Regions from separate parts of the Homo sapiens genome. Here region 2 is linked to region 1. The links are chromatin loops, found by intact Hi-C in ENCODE. Cell type or tissue: lower leg skin. All regions are shown on one strand. Each heading gives the region's core, and the rest is flanking DNA. Links, peaks and the distances in the headings are about the cores only.

Region 1 (10,438 bases), core at 840-8,839:
ATGTGGAGGCAGACCTGAGAACTGTCGGCCACTTTCCTGAGAAAGGAAAGGAGTTGGGCTACATTCTAACAAGATTGGAATTCAAATTTCAAATGAGAATGAGCACACCTGGCCCCCTCCCCCCATAGAGTCATTATATGGAGAAAATGAAGTAAGAGGGTTTTGTGAGTGCACCCCAACATTTTCTGGGAAAAAGTTTTTACATCCAGTTAGGATGATTCTGAGTTTTAAGAGCAGTTACCTTACGAATATTGATACTGGTTCTGCAAATGATGCGGTAAAGTCCCGAATGCACATCTCTGCTTTGGTATACTAGCTTGCAGTAGCATCTGTTGATTGGATTTGTAGGTGGACTGGCTGACGGAGAAAATGAGGGAAGCCAACTTCACTGTATCCTCAATGCATGGAGACATGCCCCAGAAAGAGCGGGAGTCCATCATGAAGGAGTTCCGGTCGGGCGCCAGGTGGGTCTGCTATGCTGTGGCTCTGCAGGTCAGGGTTTGCTAGACTGTGTCTAAGCACTTCATATGTACCGCCTAAGTGCAGGCCCCACACCCGGGGGGATGCCAAGCTTCTGCTCTGAAAGCTGAGGCCCTGGGTGAGCAGAAAACCTTCCAGTTAAGGAGGGGTCCGCTGTGCTCCTGTAATACTTAGGTTGAGGTGATAACTAGCCTTAACTAGCCAGGTTGGTCACCTTGGTTACAAGCGTGTGTCTTCTTTTCCAGTAAGTAGGGGGGTTTTCTGTTCATCGTTTCGATTAGTTTAATTCCACAGTGGTCAGAAAGCGTGGATTGGGTGGTTTCATTCATTTGAACTTGATTCAGACTTCCTTCTTTGCCCACCTTGTGGTCAGCTTAACATATGTGCTGTGTGTGTCTTTTTTTGTTTGTTTGTTTTTGAGACAGTCTCACTTCGTTACCCAGGCCGGAGTGCAGTGGCACAATCTTGGCTCACTGCAACCTCTGCCTCCTGATTTCAAGTGACTCCTGTGTCTCAGCCTCCCGAGTAGCTGGAATGGCTAATTTTTTTTTTTTTTTTTCATTTTTAGTAGAGATGGGGTTTCACCATGTTGGCCAGGCTGGTCTCGAACTCCTGACCTCAGGTGATCCATCTGCCTCAGCCTCTGGCAGTGCTGGGATTACAGGCATAAGCCGCCGCCATGCCCGGCTGAAGTTACCGTTTTTAATTTTTTGCTAGGCAAAAGTGAAGTATTTTTCCCAATTATTGGTTTAGGACCGATTAAACAAGTTAAAGATAGTCTAGTAAAAGATGTCTATTTTTTTAATCTGATGGAGCACATGACCGAAGTAACTAAATCCACCAACAGCCCCTCTGCACAGGGGTTTCTGGTGCTGTCCCTGAGGCTTCACGTTTGCAGACAGACTGTTGAGAGAGGAGAATCTCGTATATTTTGGACCTGCAGCCAGGATTCCTTAAAATTAGCAATGGAAGCAAGTCCAGTCTTACACTTGTATGAGTAATTTAATCGCCTCAAACACTCTTTCTTTTTGCAGCCGAGTGCTTATTTCTACAGATGTCTGGGCCAGGGGGTTGGATGTCCCTCAGGTGTCCCTCATCATTAACTATGATCTCCCTAATAACAGAGAATTGTACATACACAGGTAAGGTGCAAGCTCTCATTGGCTTCACTTCTGTGACACATTTACTAAATCTTGATTGTTATATATACTAACTGTAATATTATTTTATTCCTGAAGAATTGGGAGATCAGGTCGATACGGCCGGAAGGGTGTGGCCATTAACTTTGTAAAGAATGACGACATCCGCATCCTCAGAGATATCGAGCAGTACTATTCCACTCAGATTGATGAGATGCCGATGAACGGTAGGAAATCGTCCAGCTCTACTGTAATTGTAGAGGGAACTTCCCTATTCTTAGTTTGGGGCACCTGAGTTTGTTTTTTTGTTGTTGTGGGTTTTTTTGTTTTGTTTTTGAGACGAAGTTTCGCTCTGTCACCCAGGCTGGAGTGCAGTGGCGCGATTTCGGCTCACTGCAACCTCTGCCTCCTGGGTTCAAGCAATTCTCCTGCCTCAGCCTCCTGAGTAGCTGGAATTACAGACACGTGCACCATAGCCAGCTAATTTTTGTATTTTTAGTAGAGACGGGGTTTCACCATGTTGGCCAGGCTGGTCTCGAACTCCTGGCCTCAAATGATCTGCCCACCTCAGCCTCCCAAAGTGCTGGGATTACAGGCGTGAGCCACTATGTCTGGCCTGTTTTTTGTTTTGAGAAGTCTGTTGTGAGGTTTTAGTTAAATTTACGTTAACAAATTTTCATTTTGTTTGTGTTGTTCCTTAATCTGTTTCTTTCTTCACTTTCAGTTGCTGATCTTATCTGAAGCAGCAGATCAGTGGGATGAGGGAGACTGTTCACCTGCTGTGTACTCCTGTTTGGAAGTATTTAGATCCAGATTCTACTTAATGGGGTTTATATGGACTTTCTTCTCATAAATGGCCTGCCGTCTCCCTTCCTTTGAAGAGGATATGGGGATTCTGCTCTCTTTTCTTATTTACATGTAAATAATACATTGTTCTAAGTCTTTTTCATTAAAAATTTAAAACTTTTCCCATAAACTCTATACTTCTAAGGTGCCACCACCTTCTCTAGTAACTTACTGTGTAGTCTTGGGTCATTTCACTCACTTTTCTTTTTTTCTTTTCTTTTTCTTTTTTTTTTTTGAGACAGTCTCCCTCTGTTGCCCAGGCAGGAGCGCAGTGGCGTGATCTCCTCTCACCGCAAGCTCCACTTCCTGGGTTCATGCCATTCTCCTACCTCAGCCTCCCACGTAGCTGGGAGTACAGGCGGCCGCCACCATGCCAGGCTAATTTTTTTGTATTTTCAGTAGAGACGGGGTTTCACCGTGTTAGCCAAGATGGTCTCGATCTCCTGACCTCGTGATCCACCCACCTCGGCCTCCCAAAGTGCTGGGATTACAGGCGTGAGCCACTGCACCCGGCCCATTTCACTCACTTTTCTAATCTTTTTTTTTGGAAAGAGTTTCATCGTTGATGAGTTTTGCTCTGCTGCCCAGGCTGAAGAGCAGTGGCACCATCACAACTCATTGCAGCCACAACCTCCTGGGCTCAAGCGATCCTCTCACCTCACCCTCCTGAGTAGCTGGGACTACAGGTGCATGCCAGCACATCTGGCTAATATTTAAATTTTTTGTAGAGACAGGGTCTCACTTTGTGGCCTAGGCTGGTCTGTCACTCATGGGTTTAAGTGATTCTCCCATCTTGGCCTTACAAAGTGCTGGGATAACAGGTGTGAGCCACCATGCCTGGCCTCATTTTTCTAATTTTTTTTTTTTGTTGTTTTTTTGAGAGCCCAGGATCTCCCTGTCGCCCAGGCAGGAGTATAGTGGCAGGATCATGACTTACCACAATGTTGACAAACTAAAACAGATAATTATCTGTTTAAATATTTAAATTATTAAAGTATTTAAGTTATCTGTTGAAATATTTAAAGTAATTACCTGTAGCTTTATAGGCACACAGCACCACAGCTGCCCAATTTTTAATTTTTTAAATGTTTTTAAAGACAGGGTCTCCCTCTGTTGACCAGGCTGGTCTTAAACTCCTGACTTCAAGCAGTCCTCCCGCCTCAGCCTCTCAAAGTGCTGGGATTACACACATGAGCCACAGACCGGGCTCTAATATTTGAAATGGAAATGTTAAAACTGGCCCCTCCCTTCCTGAAATTAGTTGGGATGATAATCTTTATTTCCGGGTTAGGGTGAGCTTGGAAATAATTTTTAAATTTCATCAGGTGATTCTACTTGAAGGCATCTGAAATTCTATAGTTTATGAATGGAACTTCCTTTCACTGAAACTGTGACTGGACCCTTGCTAGCCAGCTGGTGGCTGGTAGACCAGCTGCATCATCAGGAGTTGGTTAGAAATGCAAGTGCTCGGGCCCTGTCCTGGCTTGCTGAGTGAGAACCTGCAGGTAACAAGACTCCCAGGTGGCACTGCTGGCCGAGCGGGAGGAGCACGAGACTACAGGCCCAGGCAGCTTAATGAGTTCCTGGCAAGGAGGAACCAGATACAGGTGTGTTCAGGGCATTTGCTCAGCAGCAGTGGGGAGTGATGCCCACCACAGCTCTGGCCAGTGCCAGCCTCAATGTCCGTATCTGCAGGCGCCTGAGCTCACTGAGGCTCACCTGGTCTCATCAGGAGCTGCTGCCAGGCTTGTGTTAGAGGTGAGGAGTGGCTCAGGTTTCCACACAGTCACTCCGGAGGACGGAAGGCCTCCATTACCAGTAAGAATGATTCTAGATGAATAAGCACGTGGTGTTACAGTGGAGGAGGCAGCATTGGTGCCTTGGGGAGGAGATGGCAGGAGAAGGGGTGGGGCTTAAGCTACCCCACACACTGTCTAGGAAAGGTCATCCTAAAAGGAAAAATACAGCACAAGTGTTCATAAAAATGTCAAACTGTACTGACAAATCAGAAATGGTATGTGATTATCCAAGATTTAAAAACCACCAGTCCTAAAGGTTGACAAGGAAAGTTTCCAGACTTTCTGGAGAGCAGCCTGGCCCTTGGGCAGTCAGTGATGAAAATGCTATTTCCCTTTGGTGGTGTGTGGTTCTGCTGTAGACAGCTGACTGGAATGTGGACTTCTCCAGGAAGTTCAGCGTTGCTCCTGCCTATACCAGGGAAGGATGCTAAGTGCTCATGGATGGGGGCATGGTGCGGGACAGGGTGGAACATTTGCAGTGATGCTGGGAAGAGAAGGATACAAGAGGTAGAGAACTCATGGAGGTTCTTGGGAGGGTGGTTTGGGGCCAGGATCCTCCCAGAGTCCAAATGGAGTCAAGTTCAGGCAGGGGGTCTGCTGAGCCTTGCTAGGTAGGTATCACTGGGCCTCTGGTCAGGTGGAAAAACTGGCTCTAGATCCTGAGGGGCTTCCCAAGGTCCCCAGCAACTAAATCCAGATGAAAAACCCCTGGGTTATGTACTTCATTACAAAAGTATAATCTCACTGAAAAAAAACATACAAATGCATAATTTGAAAAAGTCATCCTTAATCCTCCTACCCAGATATAACTCACAATTTGATGACTGTCCATCCAGTATTTTAATTTATCTTGTACATCTACCTGTACATAAAGACCTTTTTAAGCAAAAATTGTAACCCACTTTGCCATTATTAACTCAGGTTTTTGCTTAGTAATGTATCATACATATTTCACTACGTTAAAAAAAAAAAAGCTACTTTTCCAGCCTCTATACCATGGCTCCTTTGGAAGCAGTTGAAGATTAATTAGAATAATCTTTTATTTGTTTATTTTTTTGAGATGGAGTTTCGCTCTTGTTGCCCAGGCTGGAGTACAATGGTGTGATCTCGGCTCACTGCAACCTCCACCTCCTGGGTTCAAGCGATTCTCCTGCCTCAGCCTCCTGAGTAGCTGGGATTACAGGTGCCCACCACCACACCTGGCTAATTTTTCATATTTCTAATAGAGTTGGGGTTTCACCATGTTGGCCAGGCTGGTCTCAAATTCCTGACCTCACGTGATCCTCCTGCCTTGGTCTCCCAAAGTGCTGGGATTAGGCATGAGCCACTGTGCCCACCCAGAATAATCTTTAGAAGTGATTTTCTTGATCAAGGTACATGTTTCAAATTAACGTTGCAGAAAGATTTTCCACCAATTTATACTCCTAATGGTATATTTTTTTTTTTTTTGTTTTGTTTTTTTTTTTTGGGTGGTTGAAATTTATTCAACAAATACATATAGGATGCCTTGTCTTAAAGCCAGGCAATTTTCCTAAAAGAAAAACCACATAAAAAGGGTTCTAACCAAGAGCTAGAGTGTCCTGACCCTTTGAGGTATGTCTAAAGTATAGAAATAGAATGGTAATGTTGATGCTGTTGGCATGTTTCTTTGTAGTAAGATTGTTTAAAATAATACATAGACATAAAATGTATGACGAAAATAGCACAGCACCGAAGAAAGGAGTAATGGAAGTATACTGTCAAGATTCTTACACTATTACTTGAAGGCAGATTGTGATGAATTAAAGATGTGAAACATATATAAAAGTGTTAAGCAATTTTTAGGTATGAACCTTTAAAGCAATACAAAAATGTGAAACAGAAATAAACAGCCAACGTAGGAGACAAAATAAGAGTTCTAAGGAATACTTAATCTAAGAATCCTGAAAAGGAAGGAAAAGGGAACAGAGAACTTACGAGATGGACAAATACAAAACGGTAGTAGGTTGAAAACAACCGTGTCAATAATTACATTTATTGCAGATTGTCTGTCTCACCTCAAACTAAAAGAAAAGCAAGCTAAACCCAAAGGAAGCAGAAGAAAGGAAATAATAAAGATGAGAGTAGAAATAAATGAATAGAAAAATAATAGAGAAAATCAACAAAACCAACGGTTCATTCTTTGAAAAGATCAACAAAATTGACACATCTTTAGCAAGTCTAAGGAAAAATAGGTTCAAATAACTAAAATCAAGAATGAAAGAGGTGATGGCACAGCCGACTGTACAGAATACAAAGTATCAGTGCCATGGATTGTTTGCCAACAGATGAACCTTGATAAAATGGAGAAATTCCTAGGACAAACAGATTAAATCAGTAACCAAACTTTCAACAAAGGAAAGCCAAGGCTTGTGAATCCTGCCAAACTTTTACAGAATTATCACCATCACAATTTTTTTTTTTTTTTGACGCAGAGTCTCACACTGTTGCCTGGGCTGGTGTGCAGTGGCACAATCTTGGCTTGCTGCAACCTCCGCCTCCTGGGTTCAAGTGATTCCCTTGCCTCAGCCTCCCAGTAGCTAGGATTACAGGTGCCTGCCACCACATCTGGTTAATTTTTTGTATTTTTAGTAGAGACGGCGTTTTACTGTGTTGGCCGGGCTGATCTCAAACTCCTGATCTTGTGATCTGCCCCCGTCAGATTCCCAAAGTGCTGGATCACGAAATCTTTCAAAAAATATAAGGCAGAACATTTCCCAACTCACCCTGAGGCCAGCATTACCTGATACCAAAACAAAGCTACCACAAAAAAAACTAGATCAATATCATATGAATATAGATGTAAAAATCCTCAAAAAACTGGCAAAACAAATCCAGCAACATATAAAAAGGATTGTACACTGACAAAGTGGGATTTATCGCAGGAATGGAAAGTTGGTTTAATATCCAAAAATCTGTCAATGTAATACACCCTATCAATAGAATAAAGGACAAAGTCCACATAATGATTTACAGATGCAGAAAAAGCATTGGACAAAATCCAGCACCTTTTCAAGATAGAAAATAAGAATGGAAGGGGGCTGCTTCAACCTGATAAACAGCATCGATGAAAAACCACAGCATTACCCGCTAAGGTTGGGAACAAAACAAGAATGCTCTTGCCACGTCTATTCCAACATTGTACTGGAAGTTACGAGCCAGGACAATTAAGCAAGAAAAGAAATAAGGCATCCAGATCGGAAAGGAAGAATCAAAACTCTCTAGTCACGGATGACATGATTTATACCTAGAAAATCTTAAGGAATTTACACATTTAAAAAATCACTTATCAGAACTTATAAATGAGGTCAGCAAGGTTGCAGAATATATGTTCAACATAGGAAAGCCAGTGTTTCTGTACACTAGCAGTCTGAACAACCTGAAAATGAAATTAAGAAAATAATTCCATTTACAATTGCATCAAAAAGAGTGAAATATGTAGGAATAAATTTAACAAAAGAAGGGCTATACTTGTTCACCGAAAACTACAAATAGCTTGTTGAAAGGCATTGCAAACCTAAATATATAAATGTCCCAGGTTCATGGATTGGAAGATAACTTTCCCAAACTGATTGATATAGTTAGTTAGGCTTTGTGCCTCCACCCAGATCTCATCTTGAATTGTAATCCCCCTAATCCCCACATGTCAAGGGACAGACAAGGTGGAGGTAATTGAATCATGGGAGCAGTTCCCCCCATGCTATTCTTGTGATAGTGAGTTCTCACAAGATCTGATGGTTTTATAAGGGGCTCTTCCCACTTCACTTGGCACTTCTTGCCACCTTGTGAAAAAGGTTCCTGCTTCGTCTTCGCCTTCCACCATGATTGTAAGTTTCCTGAGGTCTCCCCAGCCACACTGAACTGTGAGTCAATTAAACTTCTTTCCTTTTTAAAGCACCCGGGCTCAGGCAGTTCTTTATAGCAATATGAAAATGGACTAATATACTGCTCTGCAGTGTTTAGGAGAATGTGGAGAAACTGGAACCCCCATACATTGCTAGTGGGATTGTAAACAGGCACAGCCTTTATGGAAAACAGCTTGGCAGTTCCTCAAAATGTTGAACATAGGAGTTGACCTAGCAATTCTCCTCCTAGGTCTATACTCAAGAGAATTAAAAAATCTGCACACATAAACCTAATGTGTTCATAGCATTGTTCATAAGAGCCAAAAAGTGGACACAAGCCAGATGTTCATCAGCTGTAAGCAAAACTGGTGAATCCACACAATATTACTTGGCAATAAAAAGGCATGAAGTGCTGACACACTACAACCTGGATGAACCTCGGCAATATGCTAGGTGGAAGAAGGCAGACACAAAAGGCCACACGTGGTGTGATTCCATTTACATGAAACGTCCTGAACAGGTAGATCCATAGAGAGATTAGCAGGAAACCATTCACAGTGGTTTCAGGAGCTTGAGGGGGGAGGAGGGGGATGGGTGAAACAAGGAGTGGCTGAAAATGAGTATAGGGTTTCTTTTGAAGGTGATTCTAATGTTCTGGAATTAGATAATCGTGATGGTTGTACAAGTGTACTAACAACTGAATTGCATACTTTAAAATGGTAAATGTTATGGCATGTGAATTACATCTCAGCACAAATATCATGAGGAATCTCATGCATCCTCTAAAATTACACTTAAAAAGCAAAAAGCACGAGCAAGGGAAAACAAGCAAATTGCCTACTGCAAAATTAAAAGACAGATATTGTTAGGCTGGATTATAAAGCCATACACAACTATATACTATTGCTTATGAGAAATATAAAGACAAAAGTGAAAAGATGGAGAAAAATACACCATGGTAACGCACACATCAAAATAAACCTGAAGCAGCTCTATTAATATTAGACAAAGGAGATCTCAGAGCAAAGAATATTGCAAGGGACAAAGAGAGTCATTTGATAATGATAAAGGGGTAATTCATTAAAAGGATATAACAATACTAAATACCTATGCACCTAATAACAGCTTCAAAATACAGGAAATATAGGAAGGAAAAATGGATAAAACTGCAAGGGGAAATAGACAAATCCACAGTGGCAATTGGGGCTTTCAGTAACCCTCTCAGGAACAAGGCACAGGTGTCCTCTCCCTTCTGTTCAATATTACACTGTGGATTCTGGCCAGTGCAACAAGGCAAGAGAAAGAAAAGGCCTCCAGGGTGGAAAGGAAGAAGGCTTTCTTCACAGATTATATGTTTCTCTATGTAGAAAATCCTAAGGAGTCTACCACAAAGCTACTGGAACTAATAATTGAGTTTCGGGAAGGTAGCATTCTACAAAGTCAATATAGAAGAGTCAGTTGTATTCCTATATGCCAGGAATGAACACTTGGAATGGGAAATTTGGAAAACACCACCATATACAGTACCATCAAATACATGAAATACTTGGGGGTATATTTGACAAAAGATGAGCAAGCTCTGTAATTGAAAGCTACAAAACGTTGCTGTGAGAATTAAAGATGTAAATAAATGAGAGATACACTGAGCAGATTGGAAGAGTCGATATTGTTAAGACATCAGTTCTCCCCAGGTTGATGTACAGACTCAACACAATTCCAACCAAAATATCAGGAAGCCTTTTTTGGGAGAGTGGGGATAGGGCTAAACATTGACAAGCTAGTTCTAGAAGTTATATGAAAATACAAAGGATCTAGCATAGCCAAAACAACTTTGGAAAAGTGCACCAAGCTACTACTCATACCAAGAAATATTATAAAGCTACAGTAGCAAAGGCAGTGTGGTATAGTCATAAATATAGACCTGTTGTAGATCCAGGGAAAACAGTAGAAAGTTCAGAAAGACTACACATTTATGGTCAATGGATTTCCAACAAAGGCACTTAAGCAGTTTTATGGGGAAAGCATAATGATTTTTGGTTGTGTGTGTGTGTGTGTGTGTGTGTGTGTGTGTGTGTGTGTTTTTGAGATAGTCCAGCTCTGTCACCCACACTGGAGTGCAGTGGCCACAGTTATAGCTTACAGCAGCCTCGACCTCCTGAGATCAAGGAATCCTTCCACCTTAGCCTCCTTAGTAGCTGGAACCACAGGCATGTGCTGCTGCATGCATCTAATTTTTTATTTTTTTATTTTTAGTTTTTAAATTTATTTATTTTGAGACAGAGTCTCACTCTGTCACCCAGGCTGGAGTGCA
Region 2 (15,861 bases), core at 1-8,000, 110 kb before region 1:
TGCACTCCAGGACCAGGCAGCGTGGCGGGGACACTGGGGAGACAGGCCCGAGCCAGGTCACGCCACCCAGAGCAGCCCAAAGCTGCTCTGCAGAGGCCAAAGGAGGCTCTGGCCAGGGGCAGGGGACAGAGAGGCCAGAGTGCTCCATCTCGTGGCGGCTGAGTCGCCCAGTTGGGGGATTCGGGTGGCAGGACCAGAGACAATTGTTTGGTGACAGCAGCAGCTGTTTCCCTCCTAGGACTCACAGGCCCTTAGCTCCCCTAAAATCAACCCCCCAGAAACAGGAACCGGACTTTAGGGGCAGGGAAGGAGTGATATGTGGGGGGCCACCACCCTTGCTGCAGCAGCCACTGGCTGAGGCCCACAGAGGACGGTCCAGCCCACTCAGAGATGCCTGCATCCTTGTGGACTGGAGAGCGTTGGGGACAGGGTCTTGGGGTCCTGAACAGCAGGGAGTGGGGGGCAGAGGACAGGGGAGTGACCTCAGACCACCTTGACCCCCGCCCATGCACCTTCCAGGGCCCGGCTTAGGATCTCCTCCCGCAGAGCCTCCATGGCAGGGAAGGACAGGCCGCTGGCCGGCTGCAGGACCAGAACCGGCCCCTCTGACACCTGTGGGGAGGAGTGAGTCCTGGAGGCGGGTCTGACCGGGTGGCCTCCACCAGGCTTGGCCTGTCCCAAGCGGGAAGCCCCCACCCAACCTAGTGTGCTGCAGGGGACCGGGAGAGGGGTGCTAAGGGGAGACCCCCATGGCCCCCACACAGTGGGAGAACACCATGGTTTATAGCAAGGTGACTGCCCACCTGCCAGCGAGCGGTCCCCTTCAGCAGCACCCACGACCACAATCACCCCGGACCCTCAAAACATAAGACCATGCCCAGGAATCCTGCCCCCAGCACACTCCCCACTCAGAGGCCACGGAGGGGTACCTTGGTCTCAGGCCTGGCTGCAGAGTGCAGGAGCATGAGCAGAGACACCAGGGCCCCGGCCAGGATGCCGTACTGCACCTCCCAGAAGCACAGCAGGAAGGTCACGCACAGGGGCAGCAGGTCCAGCCCTAGGAGAAGGGCACAGCTGAGGAATGCCCGGCAGCTGCCCGAGGCCCCAACATGGCCCTGCTGACCAGCGGGACAGCTTTCTGCCCCCCACATATGAGTAAAGGTGCTCATGGACCCCAAGCAGCCCCTGAGGACTTGGGGACAGCAGCTGCTGACCAGGCCATGCTTCAAGTCGAAAGAAAGAAATGCCCTCCCCATCTGAGCTGAGCGCAGGTGAGACCTGCCGGCCGGTCCCTGGCCTCCAACCTCAGGGAGGGCAGCAGCAGGGGCTTGTCAGGGCACAGAGCTGGCCTGAGGAGTGGGGCAGGGACCACGTGAGCCCTTGAGACCTGGCCAAGGAGAAGGTGCCCTGGGGACAAAGTGCACGGGCTTAGCCCTGTGGGGGATTCCACCGCACGCATAGGTCAGGCCTGCCCCACCCTGGCTGAGCCTTGGTTTCTAGCAGCAGCGGCCATCCCATTCCACGCCGGCACATGAACACGTTTCAGGGCTGTTCTAAAGCCCCAGCGCACTGGCACGCGAAAGGCCCTGGCATGCGACGGGCATGCAAGAAAATTATCCATCCTTTCACCTGGCAACTTGCTGGGGCTAACCAGAAAATGCCAAGTAAGCTAGGTGAACCCACTCCATGCTTCTTCCACAAACAAAACAAAATGTGTTAAGTTAAAGGAACTGCTCCCGTCCGGGAGGTGAGGGGCGCCTCTGCCCGGCCGCCCCTACTGGGAAGTGAGGAGCCCCTCTGCCCGGCCACCACCCCGTCTGGGAGGTGTACCCAACAGCTCATTGAGAACGCGCCATGATGACAATGGCGGTTTTGTGGAATAGAAAGGGGGGAAAGGTGGGGAAAAGATTGAGAAATCGGATGGTTGCCGTGTCTGTGTAGAAAGAAGTAGACATGGGAGACTTTTCATTTTGTTCTGCACTAAGAAAAATTCCTCTGCCTTGGGATCCTGTTATCTGTGACCTTACCCCCAACCCCATATTGTCCTATGACCCTGCCAAATCCCCCTCTGCAAGAAACACCCAAGAATGATCAATAAAAAAAAATAAAAATAATAATAAAAAAAAAAAAAGGAACTGCCATTCTGAGCCAGGGTGCAAGGCTGTTCCGCTGGCCCTGCTGGTCACCAGGGACGTCTCCTGTCCCTCCCCCAGCTGGGCCGGGCAGAGTGGTGGCTGGAGGCGGGTGGCAAGGAGGGTAGGGATGGGGGCAGGGGGATCAGGAGGGGACCCTCCCCCGGGTCAGTGCTCGCCTCAAGACCCCAGGTGTCAGGACAAGGAGCTCCAGCTCTTCCCACTGAGCCTCGGGACCATCTCTGGGGCCATCTCCTGGCCATCCACTTCTCTGTTCCGGGACTGCCCTAACTTCCCAGTCCCAGCCCCACAGAGGGGGCTGCAGGAAAATGGGGTAGCATAAATGACACCCTCCGCGTTCAGACACCGCATCACAGCGCTCTCCCCTGTAGGACAAGGACGTACTCTTAACACGCCAGAGCGTCCTGAAGATCTTGGTGTCGAACAGCGGGGCCACGGCCATGATGATGACGGCAGCCAGGGCAGACTTGGGGATGTAGTAGAACAGTGAGGTCAGGTAGTCCAGAGACAGCAGCACCAGCACTCCTGCGGGGCACGGGAACACAGGTGACCTCGGGAGTGCAGGGTCCCCCCAGCACGCAGCGTAGCAGCCTCTTGTTCAGCAGAGCCCACTGGGGACAGGGGTGGGGGTAGGGCGACGACTGCCAAGGCCCCCAGCCCCTGCTCAGTCTCCTGTGGTCCCCCTACTCCTGTGTGGCCCCCCAAGTCCCTGTGCAGTCCCGGGGCGCACGGCCCATGAGCCAAAGGGACGTCTCTGTGGGCCCCCTCCTCCCTTTCTCCCACTCTCAGGGCTGCGGGCACAAGGGGAAGATGGGGGGCCTTACCCGTCACCAGGCCCCCCGCCGGGGTGCACACCCCCGACTGAGCGTTCACGGCTGTCCTGGAAGGCAACACAGAGACCGTCAGTCACCAGGGGCCGGGAAAAGGGAGACCTCAGTCCACACTCCTGTGGCTGATCTTCCGAGGGGACGTCAGCTCCCAGCACGGCTTGGGAAGCAGGCGGGGACTGCAAGGGGACCGAGGCAAAGAGACTTAGGGTGCAGTCACAGACAGCCGCGCTTGGGCCACCCTGACTATAGGAAGAAGCTCAGGAAGCACGTGTCCTTTCAGGTTCCTGCCGACTCTGTCTCCTGCCCCCATCCAGGTGGGGCCCCCATACCCAGCAGGGCAAGGGTCACCAGCTGGGGGACTGGGCAGTGCCAGGTGACGCCTCCTTCTCTCCTTTAAGCCACAGGTCACCTCCATCCTGTTGTCCTGACTGAGGAGGGGCCGTAGGGCATCTGGGCTAAGCTTCATGCCCGGCTGCTTCAGGACAGAGCCGAGGCCCTTCCTATCTCCACGTCCTTTCAGGAATTGACTCTGGCACCAGGAGCTAGGAGGGCTTTGGCGTGCTGGGAACTTTCTAGTATTTATTTTAGAGACAGGGTCTCGCTCTGTTGCCCAGGCTGGAGTGCAGCGGTGCGGTCACAACTCACTGCAGCCTCATCCTGCTGGGCTCAAGCGATTCTCCTGCTTCCGCCTCCAGAGTAAATGGGATAACAAGGGTGTACCACAATGCCCAGTGGAACTTTCTAGTATGAAACTGCAGGACGATCTATGAGAATAAAGAAACAGAGAACACCCTGGAGGACAGTGGGTGACCCCCAGCCCTGCCTCTCCACGGAGCGTTCACAGTGGAGGACGGGGCGCCGGGGTCAGGGCAGGCAGACTCCTTGTCAGCGTAACAACGTTAGGGCGTCCAACGTGGGCAAACAGAAGAGGCGGACAGGTCACTCACCGTCCAAAGCTGCCTGTGACCGGGTAGGAGGAGACGAGGGAGCCCAACATGTTGGTGAGACCTGGGGAGGAGGCAAGACAGGCTGATCGTGGAGGGAAGGCACACAGGATGGAGGGAAAGGAGATGGGGAGGGGGACAAAAACCCAGAAGGGAGGCAGGAAGGCAGGGCTCGGGAGAATCATCCTGGGGGCCTGGGCCTACGCACTCCTTCAGGGAAGGAAGAAAACAGGCCACATTCTTGCAGACGTAAAGCCTAGCCTTTTTTTTTTTTTTTTTTTTTTTGAGACAGAGTCTGGCTTTGTTGCCCAGGCTGGAATGCAGTGGCGCGATCTCAGCTCACTGCAGCCTCCGCCTCCCAGTTCAAGCGATTCTCCTGCCTCAGCCTCCTGAGTAGCTGGGATTACAGGCACACACTACCACGCCTGGCTAATTTCTGTATTTTTAGTACAGACAGAGTTTTGCCATGTTGGCCAGGCTGGTCTCAAACTCCTGACCTCAGTGATCCACCCGCTTCGACCTCCCAAAGTGCTGGGACTACAGGCATGTGCCACCACACCCAGTTAATTTTTCTATTTTTAGTAGAGACAGGGTTTTGCCATGCTGGCCAGGCTGGTCTCAAATGCCTGACCTCAGGTGACCCATCCGCCTCAGCCTCCCAAAGTGCTGGGATCACAGGAGTGAGCCACCATGCCTGGCAAGATCCTAGCTTTCAAACACTTCTCACCCAGCCTCTCCTGTGTGACCAGGACACGCCTTCCCCACGCAGAACAGAGGGGAGCATCTCACCACCCAGGAGGGGGTGAGAGCTGAGATAAAGTGCCCGTAAGACAAACCCTAGGTACTCGGGAGGTCAGTGGCTGCCCACCGTTCTCCACCCAGTTCCTTTCCGTCTCACGAGATGACAGCCACAGTGAGGCCAAGGTCATGGCCAGTATGCTGCCTCCCCAGGTGATGCCGGCTGCCTACAACAGACAAAGCCCACGCCCACAGCATTGCTGGGGCCCAAGAACGGGGATCACTGCTCAGGTTGACCCACGCTCCCACCAGCATCTGTCTCACCTGGGGCATCACTAAGACCAGAATCCCTCCTGCTCGCTAAGACCCACAGTGGGGTCTCAGGTCTCACAGGTGCAGGGCCTGCTCTCAAGGCGGCTCGGCCTGGGGCCAACTCAGTATCAGGGCATCCCGGGTGACATGGCCCAGCTCACGGCCCTGAGAGAGATGGGCTAGGGCAAGGAAATACAGGCGTGGGAGGGCTCGGTAGAGGCCCAAGGTGACCACAGGCTGCAGGGGATCATCCTCATTCTACAGCAGCTTGGGCTGGGGACCCAACTCTGTGAGCCGAAGCTGACCAGCGCAACCCCTCCCAGCCTGGCCTTCATGGGCTCACGTCAGCCAGCTTCTTGCTGTGCGGCTGCTGAGGCCTACCTGGCCTATCTGAGATCAAGGAATCCCATGGCTGCCATAGTAACCTTGACCTTCGCTCGGTCTGTGTTGTATCCCTGGAACTCAGGGTGCTGTCAGAATAGATCTGTGGTATTTTTAAAGTAATGGGAATAGGGCCAGGGGCTGTGGCTCAGGCCTGTAATCCTAGCACTTTGGGAGGCCAACGCGGGCGGATCACCAGAGGTCAGCAGCTTGAGACCCGCCTGGCCAACATGGCAAAACCTCGTCCTACTAAAAATACAAAAATCAGCCAGGCTCAGGGGCAGGTGCCTGCAATCCCAGCTACTCAGGAGGCTGAGGCAGGAGAATCGCTTGAACCCAGGAGACGGAGGTTGCAGAAAGCCGAGACCGTGCCACTGCACTCCAGCCTGGGCGACAGAGGAAGATTCCGTCTCAAATAATAATAATAATAATAAGTAAAGTAATGGGAATGGGATGCTCTGGGAAATCACATTTGGAAGATTTACTGGTGGGGTCTTTGAGGAGGCCGTGGATTTTCTCAGCCTGAAAGTGCGTGATTCCCAGGAAGCCCAAGCTCCGCCACTCAACTGGACAATGCCCCGCTCTCCATGGCTCAGAGAGAAGCCCGGGCAACGTCCCTTTGTGACCCAACCTGGGTCACTCACTTTGCTGTCAAGAAGCCAAATGGCTCTCGTGAAATTGTCAGGGTGGACACCCCTTGGGAAGAAGCCCATGGTGCTTCCTGGGTTATCCTGCACCAGTCTCATGAGGGGCGAGAAGGAAAGGCAGGAAGGCCTGGGACCCACCATTTAGTTATGATAACTGAATTTAAGATTCACACTGGGCCAGGCGCGGTGGCTCACGCCTGTAATCCCAGCACTTTGGGAGGCCAAGGCAGGCGGATCACGAGGTCAGGAGTTTGAGACCAGCCTGATCAATATGGTGAAACCCCGTCTCTACTAAAAATACAAAAAGTAGCCAGGCGTGGTGGCACACGCCTGTAGTCTCAGCTACTCGGGAGGCTGAGGCAGGAGAATCGGATGAACCCAGAAGGCAGAGGTTGCAGTGAGCCGAGATTGTACCACTGCACTCTAGCCTGGGTGACAAAGCAAGATTCAGTCTCTCACACACACAAAAAGATTCACACTGTGGTCTCGAAATATACCACTAAGAAGTCAGCCCGCAGAGACGTAACAAAAGGGAACTAAACCGTGAAAGCGGGCATGACCCCCATCCACAGGCAGGCAACTTGGGGCCCCCGAGTCTTCATGAATCCACCTGCCCCTGCCTGGAGGGAGGCACAGGGCAGGGTGCGGGCACAATCAGAAGACTCCTCTCGATTCCCCCGGCCACAGCCTTCCCCTCTTGACCCCCGGCACTAGGTGCTCCCTCCCCGAGGTGGGACATTCCAGGTGTTCCTGGATCTAGACCAAGGCCACAGACCTCAGGGTCAGGTACACAGCAGGTGCTCAATAAGTGGTAGAACAGACAACAGATGTCAGCTCCTTGTTCTTAGGGGTTAAACTGAGCAGTGTGGAGGTCTGGGAATGAGTCCTTGTTAATATTCTGGAAGAGCCAGGCGCAGTAGCTCATGCCTGTAACCTCAGCACTTTGGGAGGCCGAGGCAGGCAGATCACCTGAGGTCGGGAGTTCGAGACCAGCCTGGCCAACATGGTGAAACCCTGTCTCTACTAAAAACACAAAAATTAGCCATGCATGGTGGCATATGCCTTTAATCCCAGCTACTTGGGAGGCTGAGGCAGGAGAATCACTTGAACCCAGGAGGCAGAGGTTGTAGTGAGCCAAGATCGTGCCACTGCACTCCTGCCTGGGCAACAGAGTGAGACTCCATCTCAAAAACCCAAAACAAAACTAAATATTCCAGAAGATCCCATCTGGGGCCACCTTTGCCCTCCCAGTTCATCACCACCATCATGGTCTTCCTACAATGCAGGAGACACAGAGGGGCAGGCCTGGGACCCTGGAGGCCCACAGCTGGTGTCTTCCTTCCCGCGGCTGGGGTCTTACCGATGGCCAGCAGCTCCTGGTTGGCATCGATGCGGTAATTATTCTGAGATGCTAAAGGGAACCAACGGTAAAGACCTGGTCAGTAATATTCAACATCGCTCAAAAAGTATTCACAAAATGTAACACAGATTATGAATTTCTACACACGGCAATAAGTTTTGTAAATCTAAGAATACACATCTAAAATATTCACATATATGTGCGTGTAAACATGTGCTTGAATGTATCACAGAGTGGAAAGAGGTACAGTACCATGTAATCAGGCCAGGTATGGTGGCTCACAGCTATAATCGCAGCACTTTTAGAGGCCAAGGCAGGAGGATCGCTTGAGCCCAGGAGTTCGAGACCAGCCTGGGCAACATGGCAAAATCTCATCTCTACAAAAAATACAAAAATTAGCCAAGCATGGTGGTGTGTGCCTATAGTCCCAGATATTCAGGACGCTGAGGCGGGAGGATGGTTTGAGCCTAGGAGGTTGAGGCTGCAGTGAGATGAGATCGTGCCACCGCACTCCAGTCTGGGCGACAGAGTGAGACCCTGTCTCAAACAACAACAAGAAAACATGTAAGCAGTAGTTAATTGTGGTAGTAAAAGGGATTATGGGTGATTTGTCTCTTCTTTACTCGTTTCTGCACTCTTGACATTTTCTACAATGAATGTATATTAATAAACACAGCCATTATTACCAATTAAATTAAAACTTTCAATTAAACAGATAGTACAGGATCTTGTTCTGCCACCCAGGCTGGAGTGCAGTGGCACTATCACAGCTCAATGCCACCTTGACCTCCTGGGCTCAAGTGATCCTCCTGCCTTAGGCTCCTGAGCAGCTGGTACCACAGGTGTGGTCCATGCCCGGCTAATTTTATTTTCAATAGAAATGAGGTCTTGTTAAGTTGCCTAAGTGGGTTTCAAACTCCTAAGCTCAAGCAATCCTCCTGCCTAGGCCTCCCAACGTGTTGGGATTACAATGCTTTTTATAATAAGAAAACCATTTTATTTTATTATTTTCATTTTGTTAGATGGAGTCTTGCTCTGTCACCCAGGCTGGAGTGCAGTGGAGTGATCTTGGCTCACCGCAACCTCTGCCTCCCGGGTTCAAGAGATTCTCCTGCCTTAGCCTCCTGAGTAGCTGGGACTACAGGGGCATGCCACCACGCACAGCTAATTTTTGCATTTTTAGTAGAGACGGGGTTTCACCATGTTGGTCAGGCTTGTGTCGAACTCCTGACCTCAGGTGATCCGCCCACCTTGGCCTCCCAAAGTGCTGGGATTACAGACGTGAGCCACTGCACCCGGCCGAGAAAAACATTTTAAACTGGAAACCTCTTTATGACCAGTTGAGATGACTGGAAAGTCTAAGACGGGCCATCTCAGAGAGGTGAGCAGGCGAAGGTTTTAGGGGAAGGCACAGGAGCATGGATCTAAGACAGAGGTTGGCAAACTTTTTTTTTTGAGACGGAGTCTTGCTCTGTCGCCCAGGCTGGAGTACAGTGGCGCGATCTTGGCTCACTGCAAGCTCCGCCTCCCGGGTTCACGCCATTCTCCTGCCTCAGCCTCCCGAGGAGCTGGGACTACAGGCGCCCGCCACCACGCCTGGCTAATTTTTTGTATTTTTAGTAGAGACGGGGTTTCACTGTGTTAGCCAGGATGGTCTCCATCTCCTGACCTTGTGATCCACCCGCCTCGGCCTCCCAAAGTGCTGGGACTACAGGCGTGTGCCACCGCACCCAGCTGAGGTTGGCAAGCTTTTCTATAAAGGGCCAGCTTTTCTGTAAGGGACCAACTTGTCGATATTTTAGGCTTTGTGGGCCCTGCAGTCACTGCTGCAGCTACGCAACTCTGCTGTGGTGCCACGAAAGCAGCCACGGACAGCACATCCCCAAGTGGCACAGCCACGCTCCAACTGACTTTATTTGTAAACATGAGATCTGGATTTCATATACTTTTCACATGTCACAAAATATTATTATTATTTGGACTTTTTCCAACCATTCAGAAATGTAAAAACTGGCCGGGCACGATGGCTCAGGCCTGTAATCCTAGCACTTTTGAAAGCCGAGGCAGGAGGATCACTTGAACTCAGGAGTTTGAGGTCAGCCTGGGCCACAAAGTGAGACCTTGTCTCTACAATTAAAAAATTACGGCCGGGCACAGTGGCTCACGCCTGTAATCCCAGCACTTTGAGAGGCTAAGGCAGGCAGATCACGAGGTCAGGAGATCGAGACCACGGTGAAACCCCGTCTCTACTAAAAATACAAAAAATTAGCTGGGCGTGGTGGCGGACGCCTGTAGTCCCAGCTACTCGGGAGGCTGAGGCAGGAGAATGGCGTGAACCCAGGAGGCGGAGCTTGCAGTGAGCCGAGATCACGCCACTGCACTCCAGCCTGGGCGACAGAGCGAGACTCCGTCTCGAAAAAAAAAAAAAAAGAAATTACTGGAGGGCTGAGCATGGTGGCTCACACCTGTAATCCCAGCACTTTGGGAGGCTGAGGTGGGCGGATTACCTGAGGTCAGGAGTTTGAGACCAGTATGATCAACATGGAGAAACCCCATCTCTACTAAAAATACAAAATTAGCCAGGCATGTTGGTGCGCACCCGTAATCCCAGCTACTTGGGAGGCTGAGGCAGGATAATTGCTGGAACCTGGGGGGCGGAGGTTGCGGTGAGCCAAGATCACACCATTGCACCCAGCATGGGCAACAAGAGTGAAACACTATCTCAAAAAAAAAAAAAAAAAAAATTACTGGGAGGCCCAGGTGGGCAGATCACTTGAGACCAGCCTGGCCAACATAGTGAGACCCTGTCTCTACTAAAAGTATAGAATATTAGTTGGGCGTGGTGGCGCATGCCTGTATTCCCAGCTACCTGGGAGACTGAGGCATGAGAATTGCTTAAACCTGGGAAGCGGAGGTTGCAGTGAGCAGAGATCGTGCCACTGCACTCCAGCCTGGGCCACAGAGTGAGACTCTGTCTCCAAAAAAAAAAAAAAACAAAAAACAAAAAAAACTCCTTTGAAGGGGGTAAGGGTTAGAGCACTGGGACTTTGGAGAAGGAACTTTACCCTGGCACAGCCTGGGCTAGGCAGTAAACACGATTTACACAGTCACAGTAACATACACTGGTAACTGGGCTGTAACCTTTAGAATCAACATAAACCCAAACGCAAGAAGGACTAAATGACGGTGACAAGACAGAACGAAGGTGTCATCCGCACAGACAATACAAAGCTGGCAGGAGTGGAGCGAGTGAAGGACGGAGCTGCAAGGAGGGAATCTAGAGATGCTGACTCAAAACAGACACTGAAGGAGACGAAGGGTTCCCTGCCTCCCTGGGGGCGAGGAGGGGCTGGCCGATGGGCTGAGCCAGCTGAATAAAGCATGTTGCTCAATGTTTAGGAGTTTTGTGAGCCTGTTACTAAACATAGCCATTATTACCAATTAAATTAAAACTTTCAATTAAACAGATAATACAGGATCTTGTTCTGCTGCCCAGGCTGGAGTGCAGTGGCACTATCACAGCTCAATGCCACCTCGACCTCCCGGGCTCAAGTGATCCTCCTGCCTCAGCCTTCTGAGAAGCTGGTACCACAGGTGTGCTCCATGCCCAGCTAATTTTTATTTTTAATAGAAACGAGGTCTCGTTACGTTGCCTAGGTGGGTTTCAAACTCCTGAGCTCAAGTGATCCTCCCGTCTCAGCCTCCCAAAGTGTTGGGATTACAGGCCTGGGCCACCATGCCTGGCCCAAAGATAATACTTAAAACTCATCACTTCCTAATTTATTTGGCATTTGGCTACTACTGATGAGGTTATTTGCACCCACTGTATCTACATGGTGGAGACACCATAGAATATGATTGTTCATGCAGATCTCAACCCAGCTCCATGTGCAAACTCCCCTTTCAGTGACGTTACCTTAAAATCAGACAGCAGCGTTTACACCGTGGACATCGGCAAGGGCCACGAAGCAAAACCTTTTATTTCCACAAACAGCAGAGGCTGTTACAACACTCACCAGCACACCATGGGGTGGGAGGGCATGCCTCATTATAGATCCAGTTTTATCATATATACACAATACATATGTATCTATCATGAGCATGTATTACTTGGATATGAATTCAAATTTCTAAAACTAGTAACGGATAAAGGCAAGCTAGAAAGCAGGCAGGCCTAGCCCAGCCGGCGCACTGGGAGACCTGGGGTGTGGGTGACAGGCGTCTTACCGAAGGCTTTGGCCACCGCAATGCTCTCCAGGAGGCCCATCAGGGGCACCACGGCCAGCCCGGCTCCCATGTCCTGAGAGAGGAGAGAGGGATGGTGAGTGACCTTCCTAAGGGGTAGGACCCAGCAGTGACCCATGAAAGCAGCAAGGACCCACCCCGCCCCACAGGTAACAGGAGCAAGTGCTTGTCAGCTGCAGGATCCGCCTCCTTGTCTGAAGAGGCGCCAGGTGCTGGGAGGAACACGGTAAATTCATCCTCAGCTGGAGTCCAAAACAGGAGAAGCGCCCCTGAACACAAACGTGACATCCCTGAGCTCGCTGAGTTTGCATCCAACCTGGGATTCTTTAATAACTGAGATGTCCGTTCCTGAGGACTCAGCTGTCCTAACTGACCTCAGACCCCCTGGCACCCAGCAGATACATCAGGGTAGGAGCCAGGCCAGGGGCCACCGCAGCCTCAGCCACGCCATCCTGCCTCCCGGCTCCGCCCACCTGCACCATCTCGGTGAAGGAGATCGTCCCGTTGGCTGTGGTCACTGAGAAGGGCGGGATCCGGACTGGAGGGAGCCCCTCAGCTGTCTCCCCTGTTAGGATGAAAGGCTGGTATCCAGTCACCTCGAAGGAGTACGCAACCAGGGCTGCGAAGGAGACCACCAGGGCGTTGCGAGCTAGGAGAGAAGGAGAGGTGCGTCCGAGACCCTGCTCCCGGCGAGTGTGGGGTAGCGCGGCTGCCTCCAGGTTACTGGGGCAGACATCCCAGAGGCAGGAGACGCCCCCACCGGGCCACAGTCCTCACTCTGCACTCTGGGAAACACAACACAGACATAAATGCTATGTGGCAGCATAAGCAGGTGGGACGGCAGAGCTGCAGGCTGCGGACAGGTGCACATGCCACCTGCTGCCAAGCTCCAGGTGACTGGACATCGTGCACCGCGGCAAAGACTCTCTGAAATCAGGTGGCCCAGGGCACATCCACCTCAAAGCACAAAGGAGGAAGAAACCAGATTTACCCCCTTTCCCAAACAACAGAAACAATGGCCTCCAAGATGCGGGACAGTGGACATGATGGCCACTAAGACGCGGGACAGCAGCCATGACGGCCACAGGGAAACAAGGGAGGTGAGTCTATCACTGCCCCGCCGGCTGCCTACGGTTTCCCCGATGGTCCCCATGTGTATGGAGGGGACCCCCTAGCAGAGCCCAGGGGTTTCCCTGAGTTCAGGGGGCAATGCTGGGAGGAAGTCTGAGGAGGCCTGCAGCTGGAGCTGACCGCAAGGTCACAGGAGCAGAGAGGGCAGCCGGAGACAGAGCTGCAGAGATCTGCAGAGGTGCCCTCGGATGTGCAGCAGAGAACTGGTCGAGGCAAAGCTGGGCGAAAATGACCCAAACCCACAGTGGGGAAGAGTCACAAAGAGGGTTACAAGGGACAATCCCAAGGATTCACACCAGAGTAAAAAACCCTCATAATTCATGGAGCATCAGGGACTCCAGAGGGTTTTACCTCAGCAGTGGGGAAGATTAGCCCAAGGCCTGGGGTTGGCAAATGTTTTCTGTAAAGGGCTAAATACTAAAAACTTTTTGCTTTGTGGGCCATAAAGTCTCTGGCGCAACTACTCAAGTCTGTTATTATTGCATAAAACCTGACATTGACCATGTAAATGAATGGGAGTGATTTTCCAATAAAACTTTATTTACAAAATCAAGTGGTGGGCCAAATTAGGCTTGCCCTAGAATGAACACTGCTCTGGTCCAGCTCACAAAGCTTAAAAGTAAGACCTAAATGGATCGAACTGTCCTAAGTAACTTAACTGTATCCCAGAACAAAGCTCAAGAAGATTTATAGAATACAAAAATATCCAGCACGCAATAACCTCAAACTCACAAAGTCTAGCATCCATCCAAACAAAAATTACTAGGCATGCAAAGAAGCAGGAAAATATGGCTGGGTGCAGTGGCCCATGCCTGTAATCCCAACACTTTGGGAAGCCAAGACAGGAGGACTGCTTGAGCCCAGAAGTTTGAGGCCAGCCTGAGCAAATTAGTGAGACACTGTCTCCACAAAAAATAAAAAATTAGTTGAGCATGGTGGCATATGCCTATAGTCCCAGCTACTTGGGGGGCTGAGGTGAGATGATAACTTGAGCCTGGGAGGTTGAGGCTATAGTGAACCATGATCATGCCACTGTACTCTAGCCTGGGTGACACAGTGAGACCCTGTCTCAAAAAATAAAAATAAAAAATAAAAAAAAGACCCAAAAGTAACATAGTTAAAGATGACAGAATTAACAGGACATTAAAAGAGTAACTGTAACCAAATGTAATTTAGTTAATAGGACATTAAAAGAATAACTGTAACCAAATTCCATATACTTAAAAAAAAAACAGAGGAAAGATTGCAACTGTTAAGTAAAGATGTAGAAAATACATTTTAAAAGATTCAAATTGAGGCTGGGCACGGTAGCTCACGCCTGTAATCCCAGCACTTTGGGAGGCCGAGGCAGCTGAATCACCTGAAGTCAGGAATTCGAGACTGGCCCAGCCAACACAGTGAAGCTCTGTCTTTACTAAAAATACAAAAATTAGCTGGGCATGGTGGTGGATGCCTATAATCCCAGCTACCTGGGAGGCTGAGGCAGGAAAACCACTTGAAGCCGGGAGGCAGAGGTTACAGTGAGCCAAGACCGCGCCATTGCACTCCAGCCTGGACAACAGAGCGAAACTCCATCTTAAAAAAAAAAAAAAAGAAAAAAAAAGATTCAAACTGGATTTCTAGAAATGAAAACCACAGTGTCTGAGACGGAACAAGCACTTGGTGCAATTACAACAGCTGAGACATTACAGAAAAAAAAGACTAAAATGTAGCAGCAGAAACTATCCAAAATGAAACACACAAAGGAGAAGGCTGAAAATCCCAAGTGAGCTGTGGGAACACCTTCGAGGTGCCTGAAATACAGACAGGGGATTCTGCAAAGAAAGTCTGTGGAATCGCATAGGGGGACAGTACAAAGATTTCACGAAAAGATGGGTGTTTATTTTCCAAATTTGATGAAACTGCAAACCCACATGTCTAAGAAGTTCAATGAATCACAAGCATAAACACAGAAAACAAAAAACAAACAAACAAAAAAACACTACATCAAGCCACATTATGAAACTGCCTAAAACCAGTGATAAAGAATATTTTAAAAGCAGTGGATAAAAAGGTTACATACAGAGGAACAAAGAATGACAGCACACTTCTTGAAACGAAGTGGGCCAGAAGACAGCAGAATAGCATCTTTAAAGTCCTGAGGCCAGGCAAAGTGGCTCACGCCTGTAATCCTAGCACTTTGGGAGGCCAAGGAGGGCGGATCACCTGAGGTCAGGAGTTCGAAAGCAGCCTGGCCAACATGGCAAAACCCCATCTCTGCTAAAAGTACAAAAATTAGCCGGGCGTGGTAGCATGCGCCTGTAATTCCATCTACCTGGGAGGCTGAGACAGGAGAATCACTTGAACCCAGGAGGCAGAGATTGCAGTGAGCCAAGATCGTGCCACTGCACTCCAGCCTGGGTGACACAGCGAGACACTGTCTCAAAATAAAAAAAATAATAAATAACTTTTTTTTAAAAAGTACTGAAAGAAAAAAAAAAGTCTAGAATTCTATAACCAGCAAAACTATCTTTGAAAAATGAAGGCAAAATAGACTTTCAGACATACAAAAGTCGAAAGTTGAAAGAAGACCAGGAGTAGTGGCTCACACCTGTAATCCCAACATTTGGGAAGCCAAAGTGGGAGGATCCCTTGAGCCCAGGAGTAAGAGACCAGCCTGGGCAACGTAGGAAGACACCATCTCTACAAAAAGTAAAAATAAAAAATTATCCAGGCGTGGTGATGCATGCCTATAGTCCCAGCCACTCAGGAGGCTGAGGATTGCTTGGGTCTAGGAGTTCAAGGCTGCAGTGAACTATAATTGTACCACTGCATTCCAGCCTGAGTGACAGAGTGAATCCTGTCAAATAAAAAAAAAAAAATGCTGAAAGAGTTAATCACCAACAGGCCTGCAACAGAAGAAAAAATAACATCCTTCAGGTAGAAGGAAAATTATACCAGATGGAAATCTGGATTTGTACAAAGGAATTAAGAGCACCAGAAACAGTGACTACGTGGATAAATCTAAGACTGTTCCTGCAGGGAATGGTGGCTCACATCTGCAATCTCAGCACTTTGGTTGGCTGAGGCAGGAGCATCACTTGAGGCCAAGAACCTTTGATCAGCCTGAGCAACATAGCC

What was found. Hi-C counts contacts between places; a loop is a spot of excess contacts. Peaks named below come from ENCODE experiments on the same cell type or tissue, not always from the same donor. Only the 100,000 strongest peaks of a DNase experiment are listed, where the experiment ranks them.
Region 2: a loop joins it to region 1, with 2.0 times the contacts of the local background. A loop is called at or near these places in 18 of 110 quality-filtered maps.

Annotation. Positions count from the first base shown.
Region 1 is chr17:80,127,412-80,137,849 of GRCh38, reverse strand. EIF4A3 (eukaryotic translation initiation factor 4A3) reads left to right here. Exons shown (of 12, transcript NM_014740.4): 9 at 349-464; 10 at 1,515-1,622; 11 at 1,719-1,846; 12 at 2,344-3,481. The coding sequence ends at 2,360. Among named protein-coding and RNA genes, the nearest start is that of EIF4A3, 14 kb to the left of the region's middle. RefSeq lists a silencer at 4,127-4,292. In lower leg skin, for the core only: no CTCF peak of the experiment used is centred there; a DNase peak (open chromatin) is centred at 4,039.
Region 2 is chr17:80,233,326-80,249,186 of GRCh38, reverse strand. SLC26A11 (solute carrier family 26 member 11) reads right to left here. Exons shown (of 18, transcript NM_001166347.2): 8 at 12,084-12,259; 9 at 11,593-11,665; 10 at 7,366-7,416; 11 at 3,931-3,991; 12 at 2,978-3,033; 13 at 2,538-2,678; 14 at 930-1,057; 15 at 513-612; 16 at 1-33. Among named protein-coding and RNA genes, the nearest start is that of RNF213, 20 kb to the left of the region's middle. RefSeq lists enhancers at 11,560-12,347, 12,348-13,137. In lower leg skin, for the core only: no CTCF peak of the experiment used is centred there; no DNase peak of the experiment used is centred there.